Regions from separate parts of the Homo sapiens genome. Here region 2 is linked to region 1. A link is a contact called in ENCODE Hi-C or POLR2A ChIA-PET data. All regions are on one chromosome and are shown on one strand. The core of a region is the stretch at or near the end of the contact, and the rest is flanking DNA. Distances in the headings are between cores, read along the strand shown. Region 1 overlaps PLA2G6 (phospholipase A2 group VI). Region 2 overlaps DMC1 (DNA meiotic recombinase 1).

Evidence for each region. A loop is a pair of places that touch in the nucleus more often than their neighbours do. ChIA-PET counts read pairs that join two places held with the same protein, here RNA polymerase II (POLR2A). Pooled maps may share reads with other maps.
Region 2: a pooled map shows a loop between it and region 1 (1.8-fold over the local background). The contact joins two enhancer-like sites. A Hi-C loop is called at or near these places in 1 of 50 pooled maps. POLR2A ChIA-PET finds 5 or more read pairs at or near these places in 2 of 52 experiments (A673 and WTC11).

What each region holds. Positions count from the first base shown.
Region 1 is chr22:38,133,755-38,137,222 of GRCh38, reverse strand. PLA2G6 (phospholipase A2 group VI) reads left to right here. Exons shown (of 17, transcript NM_003560.4): 6 at 2,139-2,235. Among named protein-coding and RNA genes, the nearest start is that of BAIAP2L2, 25 kb to the right of the region's middle. Within about 2 kb of position 1,727, at least 3 of the 41 ENCODE cell types and tissues checked have a DNase peak (open chromatin) inside an H3K27ac peak, as active enhancers do.
Region 2 is chr22:38,547,733-38,551,200 of GRCh38, reverse strand. It overlaps DMC1 (DNA meiotic recombinase 1), which reads left to right. Exons shown (of 14, transcript NM_007068.4): 8 at 1,204-1,276. Among named protein-coding and RNA genes, the nearest start is that of DMC1, 21 kb to the left of the region's middle. Within about 2 kb of position 1,853, at least 3 of the 41 ENCODE cell types and tissues checked have a DNase peak (open chromatin) inside an H3K27ac peak, as active enhancers do.

The sequences.
Region 1 (3,468 bases), core at 478-2,977:
AAGCGCTGGCATAAGGGCTGTAGGGAGCTGGGCAGCATAAATCCTGGGCCTGTGCTGGGCACCCCTAATAATAGAGAACAGCAGCTGAACACTAACGCTGTCCCAGCCACCGGCTTAGCCTTCATGTGGGCTATTTCACTATAGCCCAGAGAGCTGATGTATTTTATTCCCCCTCTAAAGCTGAGGGCCAAGTGTGGTGGCTCATGCCTCTAATCCCAGCACTTTGGGAGGCTGAGGCAGGAGGATCGCTTGAGCCTAGGAGTTTGAGGCTACAGTGAGCTATGATCATGCCATTGCCCTCCAGCCTGGGTGACAAAGGGAAATCCTGTCTCAAACAAACAAACAAAAAACAGATGAGGAAACCAGGGCTTAGAGAGATTAAGTAATTTGCTCAAAGTCAGGCAGTCAGTAAGTGCCAGACCTGGGAATTAAACCCATGTGGGCTGTCCTAGTAATTGCACTAAAAAAAAAAAAAAAAAAAAGCTTTATTGAGATATAGTTCCTATTCCATACAATCCACCTATTGAAAGTATACAATGATTCTGATATATTATGTTTATTTTTTCCAACTGTGATAGATTATATATAACATAAAATTTGCCATTTTAACCACTTTTGTTTTTTGTTTTTGAGACAGAGTTTCGCTCTCGTTGCTCAGGCTGGAGTGCAATGGTGTGATCTCGGCTTACCGTTACCTCCACCTCCCGGGTTCAAGTGATTCTCCTGCCTCAGCCTCCCGAGTAGTAGCTGGGATTACAGGCATGCACCACCATGCCCAGTTAATTTTGTATTTTTTAGTAGAGACAGGGTTTCTCCATGTTGGTCAGGCTGGTCTCGAACTCCCGACCTCAGGTGATCCACCCACCTTGGCCTCCCAAAGTGCTGGGATTACAGGCGTGAGCCACCACACCCGGCCCATTTTAACCACTTTTAAGTGTACAATTCGGTGGTTTTAATCACATTTACAATGTTGTCCAACCATTACCCCTTTCTAAAACTTTTCTTATCACCTCAAACAGAAACTGTAACCATTAATAACTCCCGATTCTCCCCTCCCCACAGCCCCCGATAAGTCCCATATCCTCTCTGTCTCTCAGAACTTGCCTGTTCTAGAACCTCGTATCAGTGAAATCATACAGCGTTTGTCCTTTTGTGCCTGGCTTATTTCACTTAGCATGATGTCTTCAAGGCTCATCCATGTTGCAGCACGTATCAGAATTTCCTTTCTTTTTAAGGCAGAATACTATTTTGTTTATCCATTCAGTCCTTCACTGATAGACGCCTGGGTTGTTTCCACCTTTTGTCTGTTGTGAAGAATGCTGCTGTGTACATGGGTCTGCAAATGTCCATTCAAGTCCCTGCATTCCGTCCTTTGATACTTCCGACCTCAGGTGATCCGCCTGCCTCAGCCTCCCAAAGTGTTGGGATTACAGGCGTGAGACACCGCGCCCAGCCAGAAAAATTTTAAAGTCTTCTCCTTGCACAGCTGAACTTGTGAACCGAGATTCCTACCCATGATACAATGATGGAGCACTTTCTTTGGGCCAGGCGGGGCCTAATGAGGCTTGTGAACCCGGGGCCTCTGCTCTGAGGCTGGAGATGCTAAGATCTCTGGTGGACACTGCTTGCCTCAGGCACCGAGTAGAAAGCAATTGTGCTCTTTCCCACTCTGTCATACTGCTTCCTATAGCATGCAGGTCACTGTGTGACTCACTGACAGTGTGGTAAGGAGGTGGAGGGTGGCTGTGTGCCAGGCACAGAACTGGGCTCTGAAATGCCTGGTCTTCCTTACACCCCAGCCACTCCTCTCAGCACTCTCTCCATGTTGCTCAGCTTCTGGAGGCCACCAGTGAGGAAGCTGGGGCTTGACTTCAAGCCCATCTGACTCTAAAGCCAGTACCAGGGAGGGTGATCATTGCTGGTGGCAGCATCAGGAAGGCTTCCTGGAGGAGGGGGTTAGTTGTGCCTTGAGGGGCTCAGTACAGCCTTAACCATGGTGAGTGTGCTGGTTGGGTTTGCTGAACTTTGTTTGCAGTGATGCTCTCTGTAAGCAGTAGATGAAGCTCCAAGTCCTGGCTTCATCCCACGCCACGCAGACCCTAGCTTCTGCTCACCAACCGGGGCCCCTCTCTCACCAGGTGTGCGGAGATGATCATCAGCATGGACAGCAGCCAGATCCACAGCAAAGACCCCCGTTACGGAGCCAGCCCCCTCCACTGGGCCAAGAACGCAGAGGTGAGTGGATCCTGAGGTGGGTGGGTGGGGCAGGGGGCCGGGCCCCGCAGGTCCTCAGGGCCCTCAGGAAGCAGGTTCCCGAGAGGACCCTGAGGCTAGCACTTGGGGGCTGACCTTGCAGTGGGTGTGCAGGCAGAGAAGTCCATGAAGAGCTGGGATCCTGGCAGGGCTCTGCTGCTCTCTGGCTGGGCGGGGGGATCCGCCCTGTGCCTCAGTTTCCTCATCCATGAATTCTGCTTTGGCGATGTGATGAAGTCAGCAAGGCAGTGTGTGACAAAACTCGGCACAAATTGTAAAGTGCTTCCCAAATAGAAGGTGGCGTGATGATGATTGTATTATTAGTCAGGATTCTCTAGAGGGCCAGAACTAACAGGAGATATATATATAGAGAGAGAGGGGGGTTTATTTTTTTATTTTATTTTTTTTGAGACGGAGTCTCGCTCTGTCGCCCAGGCTGGAGTGCAGTGGCACAATCTTGGCTCACTGCAAGCTCTGCCTCCCAGGTTCATGCCATTCTCCTGCCTCAGCCTCCTGAGTAGCTGGGACTACAGGCGCCCGCCACCACACCCGGCTAATTTTTTTGTATTTTTAGTAGAGACGAGGTTTCACCGTGTTAGCCAGGATGGTCTCGATCTCCTGACCTCGTGATCTGCCTGCCTTGGCCTCCCAAAGTGCTGGGATTATAGGCGTGAGCCACCGTGCCTGGCCTAAAGGGGGATTTATTAAGGAGCATTAACTCACACGATCACAAGGTCCCACAATAGGCCATCGCAAGCTGAGGAGCAAGGAAGCCAGTCCAAGTCCCAGAGCTGAAGGACTTGGAGTCTGATGTTTGAGGGCAGGAAGCATCCAGCACGGGAGAAAGATGTAGGCTGGGAGGCTAAGCCAGTCTAGCCTTTTCACATTTTTTTCTGCCTGCTTTATATTCTGGCCGTGCTGGCAGCTGATTAGATGGTGCCCACCCAGATTAAGGGTAGGTCTGCCTTCCCCTACTGACTCAAATGTTAATCTCCGTTAGCAGCACCCTCTCAGACACACCCAGGGTCAATACTTTACATCCTTCAATCCAATCAAGTTGACACTCATTATTAACCATCAAGATGATGATGATGATGATGGATGATGATGGTGGTGGTGGTGGTGCTGGGCCTAGCTGCACACACAGGGAGCCTGGCTGGGCATCTCCTCTGAGTTCTTCCCCTAAGCTAAGCTCTGTCCTCCTGGGAGGATGGA
Region 2 (3,468 bases), core at 604-3,103, 410 kb before region 1:
TCTCAGCTCACTGCAACCTCCGCCTCCCAGGTTCAAGCGATTCTCCTGCCTCAGTCTCCTGAGTAGCTGGGATTACAGGCACTCACGACCATGCCCGGCTAATTTTTGTTTTTTGTATTTTCAGTAGAGATGGGGTTTCACCATGTTGATGAGGCTGGTCTCAAACTCCTGACCTCATGATCCGCCCACTCGGCCTATTTGTGACTATTTCTTTCTTTTTTTTCTTTTTTCTTTCTTTCTTTCTTTCTTTCTTTTTTTTTTTTTTTTTTTGAGATGGAGTCTTGATCTATCACCCAGGCTGGACTGCAGTGGCACGATCTCAGCTCACTGCAACCTCCGCCTCCCAGGTTCAAGCAATTCTCCTGCCTCAGCCTCCAGAGTAGCTGGGATTACAGGCATGCACCACCACACCCAGCTAATTTTTGTATTTTTAGTAGAGACAGGGTTTTACCATGTTGGTCATGCTGGTCTTGAACCCTTGACCTCAAATGATCCACCCACCTTGGCCTCCCAAAGTGCTGGGATTACAGGCATGAGCCACCATGCCCGGCCATATTTGTGACTATTTCTTGTAGAAAGAAAGTTAGTAGGTTGGGCGCGGTGGCTCAAGCCTGTAATCCCAGCACTTTGGGAGGCCGAGGTGGGCAGATCACGAGGTCAGGAGATCAAGACCATCCTGGCCAACATGGTGAAACCCCATCTCTACTAAAAGTATAAAAATTAGCTGGGTGTGGCAGTGCCTGCCTGTAGTCCCAGCTACTTGGGAGGCTGAGGCAGAAGAATTGCTTGAACCCGGGAGGCGGAGATTGCAGTGAGCTGAGATTGCGCCACTGCACTCCAACCTGACGACAGAGCTAGACTCGTCTCAAAAAAAAAAAAAAAAGAAAAGAAAAGAAAAAGAAAGAAAATTAGTAATATTTAAATTTTATTTCCATTCTTTGGGAGAACTAACTTTCACGAATATCTTCCATTGTGAAAGATAGTGAAATTATTTGTTGAATAACAACTATGCTGGCAGAATACTTATAATTTCACACTGGTTAAGTAATATGAAAATATAACATGTTGTTTAGAAACGAAAGGATCATGACTCTTTGCAAAATGTACTAAAGAGTTGCAACAGCAGATTCCATGTGTATTTATATAGTCATGTGTACAAAGTTTATTCACTCCTATTAATATAAATTTTTAATTGCTTCCTAGTGACAGCTCAACTTCCAGGAGCTGGTGGCTACCCAGGAGGAAAGATTATCTTCATTGATACAGAAAATACTTTGTAACCTTTTTATTTAAAGTTGCTAACATAATAGTGTGATATAGGAATGTTACCACTGAAGAGTTTGTCTGAGATATACAATCTTTGTAGTCATTCCATAAACCAGTAGTAATGAGACAAACCAAAGGGAAAACAATTACTGTTTAAGTTCTCCAATCACTTTGTATTTAATGAGGTTTCACTTCTTCATATGGGTTTATGAGACAAAACAAATACATGAGAGGAAATTATATCATCATTTTTAATCCTCTTACTTCTCTAAAGATGTTGCTTAATAGTTAGAAAAAAGATTTTTTTTTTTTTGAGACGGAATCTCCCTGTTGCCCAGGCTGGAGTCCAGTGGGGCAATCTCGGCTCACTGCAACCTCCATCTCTTGGGTTCAATCAATTCTCCTGCCTCAGCCTACCGAGTAGCTGGGATTACAGGTGTGTGCCACCACACCTGGCTAATTTTTTTGTATTTTTAGTAGAGACAGGGTTTTGACATGTTGACCAGGCTGTTCTGGAACTCCTGACCTCAGGTGATCCACCTGCCTCAGCCTCCCACAGTGCTAGGATTACAGGGGTGAGCGACTGCGCCTGGCTGAAAGATTATTGACTCACTGAAAGTCATGGTCCCAAATGAAGGGAACGGTATGAAGAGGGTGAAAGTTAATAAGGAAAACAGGCAGAACCTGTTTGGGTAACACAACGAATTGCAGTTTAATTAAAGTGTAAGGTATTCCAGGATATGGGCTAGAAAGATGATTGGGATCTTAGACATGAAAGGCTTTGAAACAAGATAGTGGGTGTAAACTGGATACTTTAGCAATATTCTAGGCAAGTAATGAGAACTTGATCTAGGTTGGAACTGGTAAGAATAAAAAGAAAAGGAAAAGAAGTATTAGGAAAATTGATAGGACTTGATGGCTATATTTGGTAGACAAAGGAAAGACAGGTTTGAGAAACCGCTCAGGTTTTTTGTCTAGATACTAGGAGAATAGTTATGTGATGCTAACAATAGAACTGGAAAGATCATGCTTCAGAGAAAAAGAGAAAAGGTGATGTTTCATTTTAATGTACTAATTTTACTTTTTTTTTTTTGAGACAGTGTCTTTCTCCATCACCCAGGCTGGAATGCAGTGGTGCAGTCTCAACTCACTGCAACCTCAGCTTCCCAAGTAGCTAAGTTTACAAATGTACACCACCACACCTGGCTAATTTTTGTATTTTTAATACAGATGGGGTTTCGCCATGTTGGCCAGGCTGGTTTTGAACTCCTGACCTCAAGTGATCCACCCACCTCAGCCTCCCAAAGTGTTGGAATTATAGGCGTGAGCCATCACGCCTGGCCTAATTTTTTTCTTCTTTTGAGACAGGTTCTTGCTCTGTTGCCCAGGCTGGAGTGCAGTGGCCCAATTACACTCACTGCAGACTCGAACTCCCAGGGTCAAGTGATCCTCCCACTTCAGCCTTCTGAGTAGCTGGAACTACAGGCACATACCACCACGCCTGGCTAATTTTTTTTATCTTTTGTAGAGACCAGGTTTCACCACGTTGCCCAGGCTGATCTCCAACTCCTGGGCTCAAGCGATCTGCCTGCCTTGGCCTCCCAAAGGACTGGGATTACAGGCATGAGCCATTGCACCCAGCCATCATTTTAATGTATTGAATATGATGTACATGAGGATATCCAGATGGCACTGGGAAATATTGAATTCAGCTTGAGAAAGGGGTAGGCCCAGAAATATGGACGAATTAACCAAGGGGGAAAGAGAACTTATAGAGAGAGAAGAGAGGAGAATTGAGAACATAACTTTGAGGTATGTTTATATTTAGGAAGAGGACTAAAATGAGAAACCCAGAGACAGAGGAAGTAGAAGGAAATCTGGTTGTAAAAGTCAAGCAAAAGGAAAGTTTCAAGACGATGAGTTGTCAGCAATGTTACACACACACGGATTTTGAGGATACAGCCTGAGAAAGATCATTATAAGTTCAAAATTAGGAGTTCAAGCGAACATTTGCCATAGGGTGAGGTGATAGAAGCTTTATGTAAACAAACAACAAGGGAGGGAGGCAGTATGAAATTGACCAATGAAAGGAAGAAGGCTAGGCACCGTGGCTCACGCCTGTAATCCCAGCACTTTGGGAGGCTGAGGCGGGTGGATTACCTGAGGTCAGGAGTTCGAGACCAGCCTGACCAACATGGAGAA